Regions from separate parts of the Homo sapiens genome. Here region 1 is linked to region 2. A link is a contact called in ENCODE Hi-C or POLR2A ChIA-PET data. All regions are on one chromosome and are shown on one strand. Each heading gives the region's core, a stretch centred on a gene start or an enhancer-like site at or near the end of the contact. The rest is flanking DNA. Distances are from core to core; before and after follow the strand shown. Region 1 has its middle 33 kb from the start of PLPP1. Region 2 holds the start of PLPP1 (phospholipid phosphatase 1).

Region 1 (4,229 bases), core at 1,071-3,570, 33 kb after region 2:
TACAGGTGCCTGCCACCACGCCCGGCTGATGTTTTCTGTATTTTTAATAAAGACGGGGTTTCACCGTGTTAGCCAGGATGGCCTCGATCTCCTGACCTCGTGATCCTCCCACCTCGGTCTCCCAAAGTGCTGGGATTACAGGCTTCAGCCACCGCACCTGGCTTATTTTTCATTTTTAAGAGACAGGGTTTTGCTCTGTCACACAGGCTGGAGTACAGTGGCACGATCCCAGCTCACTGTAACCTTGAACCCCTGGGCTCAAATGATCCTCCTGCCTCAGTCTCTCGAGTAGCTGGGACCACAGGCATGCTCCACCATGCTCGACTAACTTTCTGTAGAGACAGCGTCTTTCTATGATGTTGCCTGGCTGATCTCAAATTATTAGCCTCAAGTGATTCTCCCACCTTGGCCTCCCAAAAGTGCTGGGATTACAGGCACTAGTATGATTATATTTAAACATGTATACACAATATCCTTTGATCCAACAGTTCTACTTCCCAAACAGGTGTGCAAAGATACATATGCAAGGATGCCCATTGCATTATTTATAAGGGCAAAAAATTAGAAACCACAAATCTTCACCAGTAGGAATTAGATGGAAAAGTATGGTATACCCATGCAATGGAATACTATGTAGTCATTTTACAAATGGAGTAGATAGGTCAGGCATGGTGGCTCACGCCTGTAATCCCAGCACTTTGGGAGGCCGAGGCGGGTGAATCACTTGAGGTTAGGAGGTCGAGACCAGCCTGGCCAACATGGTGAGATTCCATCTCTACCAAAAAATTCAGGCATGGTGGCACACACCTGCAGTCACAGCTACTTTGGAGGCTGGGATGGAAGAATTGCTTGAACTCAGGAGGCAGAGGTTGTAGTGAGCCAAGATTGCGCCACTGCACCCCAGCCTGGGTGACAGAGGGAGACCCTGTTGTCTCAAAAAACAAAACAAAACAAAACAAAAACCCAAAACCAAATAGAGTAGATATACGTATCTGGACTTTGAAAGATGTCTGGCCGTTTTGTTATGTGGGAAAAAAGGCAAATTACAGAGTAGAATGTAGAGTGTAAGCCATTTGGTTAAAAAAAAAAAGCCAAATCAGTATATATAATAAATAATAGATAAAATGTAATAGATATATATTAGATACTATATGTCATATATGTACACATATATATCAAGTTTTTCACAATAGTTAGCTGTAGGATTGGGATTATTTGAAATGCTAGTTTCTCCTTTATTCACTTCTGTATGTAAATTGTTTATAGTAAGCAAGTCAATTTATAACACATTATAAAACAATACTTTTTTTTTTGAGATGAAGCCCTGCTCTGTCACCCAGGCTGGAGTGCAGTGGCACAATCTTGGCTCACTGCAACCTCTGCTTCCTGGGCTCAAGTGATTCTCCTGCCTCAGCCTCCCGAGTAACTGGAATTACAGGCGCCCACCACTACGCCTAGCTAATTTTTTGTGTTTTTAGTAGAGATGGGGTTTCACCATGCTGGCCAGGCTGGTCTCGAACTTCTGACCTTGTGATTCGCTCGCCTCGGCCTCCCAAAGTCCTCGGATTACAGGCATGAGCCACTGTGCCCGGCCTAGAACTTATTCCTTCTATCCACTTGTATTTTTATACCCCTTAACCAACTTCTCTCTGGAGTCCATTTTATTTATGTATTTTTTACTTTAATTTTTCCATAGGTTAATGGGGTACAGATGCTGTTTGGTTACATAAGTTCCTTAGTGGTGATTTGTGAGATTTTGGTGCACTCATCACCTGAGCAGTATACACCGCACCCAGTTTGTAGTCTTTTATCCCTCGCCCCTTTCCCACCCTTCCCCCTAAGTCCCCAAAGTCCATTGTATCATTCTTATGCCTTTGCATCCTCATAGCTTAGCTCTTACATATCAATGAGAGCATACGATATTTGGTTTTCCATTCCTGAGTTACTTCTCTTAGAATAATAGTCTCCAGTCTCATCCAGGTCACTGCAAATGCCCTTAATTAATTCTTTTTTATGGCTGAGTAGTATTCCATTATATATATAGATATATATAATATATATCATATATATGTTATATATATGATATATATATAATATATATATCATATATATAACATATATATGATATATATATAAAAATACACACATATCTCACAGTTTCTTTATCCACTCATTGATTGATGGGCATTTGGGTTGATTCCACAATTTTGCAATTGCAAATTGTGCTGCTATAAATATGTGTGTGCAAATATCTTTTTCTTTTTCTTTTTTTATTTTTTTCTGAGATGGAGTCTTGTTCTGTTGCCCAGAGCTGGAGTGCAATGGTGCAATCTCGGCTCGCTGCAACTTCTGCTTCCTGGGTTCAAGCAATTCTCCTGCCTCAGCCTCCTGAGTAGCTGGGATTACAGATGCCCGCCACCACACCCAGCTAATTTTTGTATTTTTAGTAGAGACAGGGTTTCACCATATTGGCTAGGCTGGTCTCAAACTCCTGACCTCAGGTGATCTGCCCACCTCAGCCTCCCAAAGTTCTGGGATTACAGGTGTGAGCCACCACTCCCAGCTGCAAGTATCTTTTTCGTATAATGACTTCTTTTCCTCTGGGTAGATACCCAGTAGTGGGATTGCTGGATCAAATGGTAGTTCTATGGAGTACATTTTAAACAGGCAATACATTTGGCAGGTTTCCAGAGCATTAGCATCTTGTGGCAACAGGTCCGTCCAACCCTGTGACATCAGCTTATTTCTCAGAAGACCTCACAGCTTAGTGTTTCTCAGAAATTTTGGCCATCCAACGCAAAGATGTGGACGTCAGGTCCTCACCTCAGAGATTCCTTTTCTGGTAAACTCTCTTGCGGGCAGATTTTAATATGCCAAGAAAACTTCTGCAATGGTCTTCTGTTGCCCTGGAATTTGAATTATTAGATCATAATCCATAAATGGTAACTACACTCAAGAGACTCCTGCTAGGAGACTCCCTGTTTTCTCAGCGCTTACAGCCCTTGCTGATTTTCCACCTTTCTAACAAAGGAGGGATGAGAGGGAAGAACAAAGGGTCGCCAAGCCAAAATCCTAAATCAACAACAGAGACCACGGCAGGCAGGCGGGATTCGCCGCAAAACCAGAAAGACAACCAGATTTATGGCATTTGAGTCGCCAAATAGAACTATCATTTTGCAAGGAGCTTGCTAATGGAAACTGTTTCATCGATGAAAAATCATCAAATTGCTTCAGTTCTTTGCTGGGTAAAACTCATGTTTTTAATTGGTACACCCTAAGGCTTTGTGGCAAGGGTTGCAGAATACATAAATAAAGTCGTTTCATGACATAAAATCTTTTCAAATGCTAAAATTAGGAAAGGAAAGAAAAGTTGATTCAAATGCCACGGAGACAAAAATGTGTTTTTCTGGGACAAAGGAGAATGAATGATTTAAGTTCATGGCAATTTTTAGTCTCATTTGTGCACACATACAAATAATCCTTTTTAAAAATTGTATTCAGCACTTGGGTACAAGTACATGTTGTACCCAGGAAGTTCAAATGACGATTATCATTATTAATACCCTTGTTTTCCTTGCTTGCTTATTGCCAAATAAAACAACAAATTAAACACAAACTGCTGTAGTAAAATGACCAGGAGCACAAGTGTCCTAGATAGAAAAGGCCTGGTCAGCATTTCTATTTCCTATAAGGAAGGCCTCTTCACTTGCAAAGATGGGCTCTCGGAGAAACTTAACACTGTATCGCAGTGACAACTTTCCCATTTCACAGGCAAAAGAATGTCCCACATTTCCTTGACTATGATGGAAACAGGGACAAACACTCCTTAGGTGGTTACCTGCTCAGCAGGGAAAATAAAAAGAGGCCCTGAGGGATGCTAAAAAATATTAACTTGCCATTAAAAGTAATTATAAAAAACGCAATTACTTTTGCACCAACCTAATACTATCTCAGAGACTGTGTTTTCTCTCTGGAAATACAAGCTCTATGCAGGGTCAGGTGTGGTTTTGTGTTGTTTTCTCCGGGGGGTTTTTGCACAGAGTCCTCCTATCTTTGTAGACAATTCTCAGTCAGTTTTGAGACAGGAGACTGGAGTGGGGATGCTTTAGTCCCAGAGGTATGCAGTTTTCAGCGAAAGTGGCCAAAGGAATGTCCCAACCAGACATTTCTACCAATGAGGCAAGCTAAGGGATTCTTACTAATTTTTTGGAATTTCACTGAGCTGTGGA
Region 2 (4,168 bases), core at 806-3,305:
TCGCGCCACTGCACTCCAGCCTGGGCGACAGAGCAAGACCGTCTCCAAAAAAAAAAAAAAAAAGACAATGTGCCAAAATTGTGTTCCACTTTCCTAAACTTAATTCCTAAAACTCACTGTGGACCTAAACAGGAAGTGTCTTGGGAAACAACAAAGATGCTTCATATTAACAGGTAACAAAATGCAGTTTTAGGGCCCAGCGCTGTGGCTCACACCTGTAATCCCAACACTTTGGGAGGCTGAGACAGGCGGATCACCTGAGGTCAGGAGTTCGAGACCAGCCTGGCCAACATGGAGAAACCCTGTCTCTACTAAAAACAGAAAAATTAGCCAGGCATGGTGGCGGTGCCTGTAATCCCAGCTACTAGAGAGGCCAAGACAGGATAATCACTTGGACCCAGGCGGCAGAGGCTGCAGTGAGCCGAGATCCCGCCACTGCACTCCAGCCTGGGTGACAGAGAGAGACTGTATCCAAAAAAAAAAAAAAAAGATAACAAAATGGAATTTTTCCTTACAACAACAACAAAACCTGGTAACAGAATTTATAAGAATTCCACAAGATTGCAAGGGCCTAAATGACCCGGTTGGAAACTGGAGAGTGGAATAACTAGGAACTACTGGATTAAAACCGAGGGAATCTCCTGTCACTGAGAAACCATTACGCAGACTTCCATCCAGGTGGCTAAAGCCACAGATCTCCCACCCTGAGAACTTGCCAATACTACTACTATTCTGATTACTTCAACATGAGTAGGACTATCCAAACCTCCAGCAGCTCTTGCTTTGTTTTTGTTTATTCCATCATATATAAATAGTTCACAGCATAACTGCCTTATACAATACATAAAAAGTGAAAACTACTCCTTCCAACGCCCATCCCTTATCCAAATGATTCCAGTTCTTTCTCTTCAAAAGAAAGGAGTAACTGGCAACCAGAAGCCTCATAACTGAACTCTTCCAATCAGGAAGACAATGCGAAATCTGCTGCAGCCAAAGAATGTCTACTGCTCCTTGAGACACTGTCACAAGAGATGGAAAGCTACACCATGGCAAGGTCTGGGCAGACAAGGAAACAGGTCTGGGGTACCGCATCCTCCCCCACCCCCAAAACTTCTTTAGACCTATACGCAAAAACTTGGCGTGCTCATCCCTACTTGCAACCTGACAATTTACAACCTGGCACACCTTCTAATTAGGAACTAGTTCTAGCCTTTTATAGCCGAAATATTAAACTGCTTCTCACGATAAATCAGGCACTGGCGCCTGCTACTGAGAATCCCCTGTGCATCAAACCTCCAGTTTCACTACTGAGATGGGCCAGTGACCAGGCTCCTCTACCGTACAGAGGGGAGGAGCCCACCCTGCTCTGCTAGAGTGGAACTGCAAACAGAGGACAGGAGCAAGGTATGGAGCGCAGAGGCGTGAACAGCGTCCAAGCAGGGCTGGGCTCATCGCACCGGCGGGCGACAGACAGCGGCGGGCACGCGGGAGCCGGGGTGCAGGCTGCAAAGCGGGGTCCCTCGGCTGCAGAAGCCGCCCCCGTGTGTCGCCCCACAGCTGCGCACGCGTCAGGCAACACACCCCCGCTGCCCGTCGCGGCTCTGCGCTAAAGCCCTCCCGGGACAGCCGCACACGCCCCTCGGACCCGGCGGCGCGTACGTACCCAGCAACACGCAGAGCACATCGAGGGCCACGTACGGCAGCCGCGTCTTGTCAAACATGGTCTCTGCCCGGGCTGCCCGGCAAGGGCGATGGACTGAGCTGCGGGACGGCGGCCGAGGCCCTTGATTCTCGAGCCCGGGCCGGGGCTGGCGACGGCCCCGAGCTACGGCCCCTCCCAGCCGGAGGAGGAGAGCAGCCGAGGGCGGGCTGAGACCGGGCGGCGCTCCCACCGCCAGCAATGGCGCCCGGGGCCCTCCCCTCACAGCCCCCGCGAACACTCGGTTAGTGCCGAGGCGCTCGTGTGCCAGCCGCGGCAGCTCTGTAGCCTCAGGACCTCCTCAGCCGGCACGGCCTGCCCCGGTTGCTCCCCGTCCGGATCCCGGCGCTCTCTCCCACAGGCGGGGCGTCCAGACTCTCGCTTTAAGGATGGGGACCGGCAGGGAGGAGGAACGCGGGGTCCAGCCCCTCCCGCTGAGCAGCGCAGGACCGGGCAGCGCGCGGGTTCGCGGGCGGGGGGAGTGCAGCAGGGGCGGGGCCAGGGAAACCCCAGGCCGCGGCGGTCAGCCAATCAGCGCCGTCGGCCTCATCCCTCCCGACCTGCGGCATCCGCCCAGAAGTGCGGCTCTCGGCAGCCGGGCGGGGCGTGGGGGCGGCTCCCGTTCCGATCCAGGGGGCTTTGCTCTGGACCGCAATTGCTCAGGTGGTCTCCGAACTCGGCCTCGGTACCCCCACTAGGCATTGCTGCTTTCAGAGAGCTAGGCTCCCTACCCAACGATCCTAGAGCACCGGCTGCCTGCCACTCCCCACCCCTTCCATGGGGATGAGGTAATAAACAGGTCAGATTGTTACCACTGAGTTTAAGGGGGGAAAAGAGGTCAGAGTAGGCAGGAACAGAGACGCTCTCCTTTAGTTTGGTACCTCTGAGCCCTTTCTCACTTAGGCCTCAACGTTGACCTCCCTGTGTCCTGGCTGAGCCCAAATGTTAGCAAGAAGCATGCTAAATCATCCATCCTCGATACCTGATCACCGTTGAATTCTTGATATTTAATATCGGATTAGATTCCTTATATTACACCTTTGTTGTAGAAGCCCTTGACCTGCCTTTAGCCAGAATCCCTCTACCCTTGATGTCTCCTCTTAGTAATTTTCCATCCACCGTCACCTCCCTCACAGACACGGTGCCTGTTCCTTGGCTATAAATCCCCTGCTGTCTTTGCTGTATTCTGAGTTGAGCTCAATTTCTCTCTCCTGTTCCAATAGTCATGACCCTTATTGTAATAATCTTGAATAAATTATTCATGTGTTTGACAAGTGTCAGGATAATTTTCTTTAACAGCAGCAAGCACTCCCCCTGCCCCATACCCAGGAGGACCCTAGCCCACATTTAGTAATCTCAGTTTCCTAATATGTAAAATGGGGATTTTTTAAATAAATACCTAATACTCAGACATCACAAGTACTTTGAATTTATTGTGACCTTGCAATCTGAGGCCCTTGTAACTCTGGAAGTAAAGAAAGCCACATGATAAACAATGGCCCATCTTTCTCAGGTGTAAATTGCTTAAAGCTTTTACAGCTTTAAGCTGCCCAGTGTTCCAGTCTGGAGGAAGAAGTGAAACCCAGAAAAGATTATATGATAGTGGCTTTATCTAGAGTTAAACCGTCTACAGATGTTAATGATTGGTATATTTTCTCTTTAAATATGTAAAACACAAATCACAAAATGTGCCTACTACTTCTTCGACTTATCCTGCAAAGCACTCATAAAGCCAATGGAAAGATAACATTAAACAGAGTCTGGAGATACAGCCCCAAGTAAGCTCTCAAAAACAAAATATACATTTGAAGAAAGATGTTTTTCTTTAAAACGAATGCTAATGTTTTATTTTGCCTCTTGTTTAAATAGCCGTAAAAGCTTTAAGCAATTTACACCTGAGAAAGATGTGCCATTGTTTATCATGTAGCTTTCTTTACTTCCAGAGTTACAAGGGCCTCAGATTGCAAGGTCACAATAAATTCAAAGTACTTGTGATGTCTGAGTATTAGGTATTTATTCAAAAAACATTTGTTGAGCACCTATTGTGTTACAGTCTAGTCTCAGTGTCTTAAACAGCTTTTGAAATATTTACTTTTTAAAAGTAATTTTTAAAAACATTTACTTTTTAAAAATTTTTTATTTTTACTTTTTGTGGGTACATAATAGGTGTATATATTTTGGGGTAATGAGATGTTTTGATACACGTATGCAATGTGTAATAATTACATCATGGAAAATGAGGTATCCATCCTCTCAAGCATTTATCCTTTGTATTACAAACAATTCAATTATACTCTTTTAGTTATTTTAAAATGTACAATTTAATTATTAACTATAGTGACCCTGTTGTACTATCAAGTACTAGATCTTATTCTTTCTATTTAAAAAAAAAATTTACTCTTAAAGTGCGTTTTCAAAAATAAGCATTCAAAAAAACCTTACTGATTAGTGATTTTTTGTTTATTCACA

What was found. A loop is a pair of places that touch in the nucleus more often than their neighbours do. ChIA-PET counts read pairs that join two places held with the same protein, here RNA polymerase II (POLR2A). Pooled maps may share reads with other maps.
Region 1: a map of ascending aorta shows a loop between it and region 2 (8-fold over the local background). The contact joins the enhancer-like site here to the promoter of PLPP1 in region 2. A Hi-C loop is called at or near these places in 20 of 168 maps with a recorded cell type or tissue (Caco-2, Right ventricle myocardium inferior, Right ventricle myocardium superior and 6 more), 4 of 37 single-sample maps with no recorded cell type and 19 of 50 pooled maps. POLR2A ChIA-PET finds 5 or more read pairs at or near these places in 4 of 52 experiments (H1, PC-9, T-cell and 1 more).

The regions. Positions count from the first base shown.
Region 1 is chr5:55,566,077-55,570,305 of GRCh38, forward strand. No RefSeq gene overlaps it. Among named protein-coding and RNA genes, the nearest start is that of PLPP1, 33 kb to the left of the region's middle. Within about 2 kb of position 2,321, at least 3 of the 41 ENCODE cell types and tissues checked have a DNase peak (open chromatin) inside an H3K27ac peak, as active enhancers do; they include ascending aorta, where a contact is called at or near this core.
Region 2 is chr5:55,532,909-55,537,076 of GRCh38, forward strand. PLPP1 (phospholipid phosphatase 1) reads right to left here and starts at 2,056. Exons shown (of 6, transcript NM_003711.4): 1 at 1,664-2,056. The coding sequence starts at 1,721. It also overlaps the pseudogene RNF138P1. RefSeq lists a silencer at 1,639-2,278 and an enhancer at 2,509-2,578.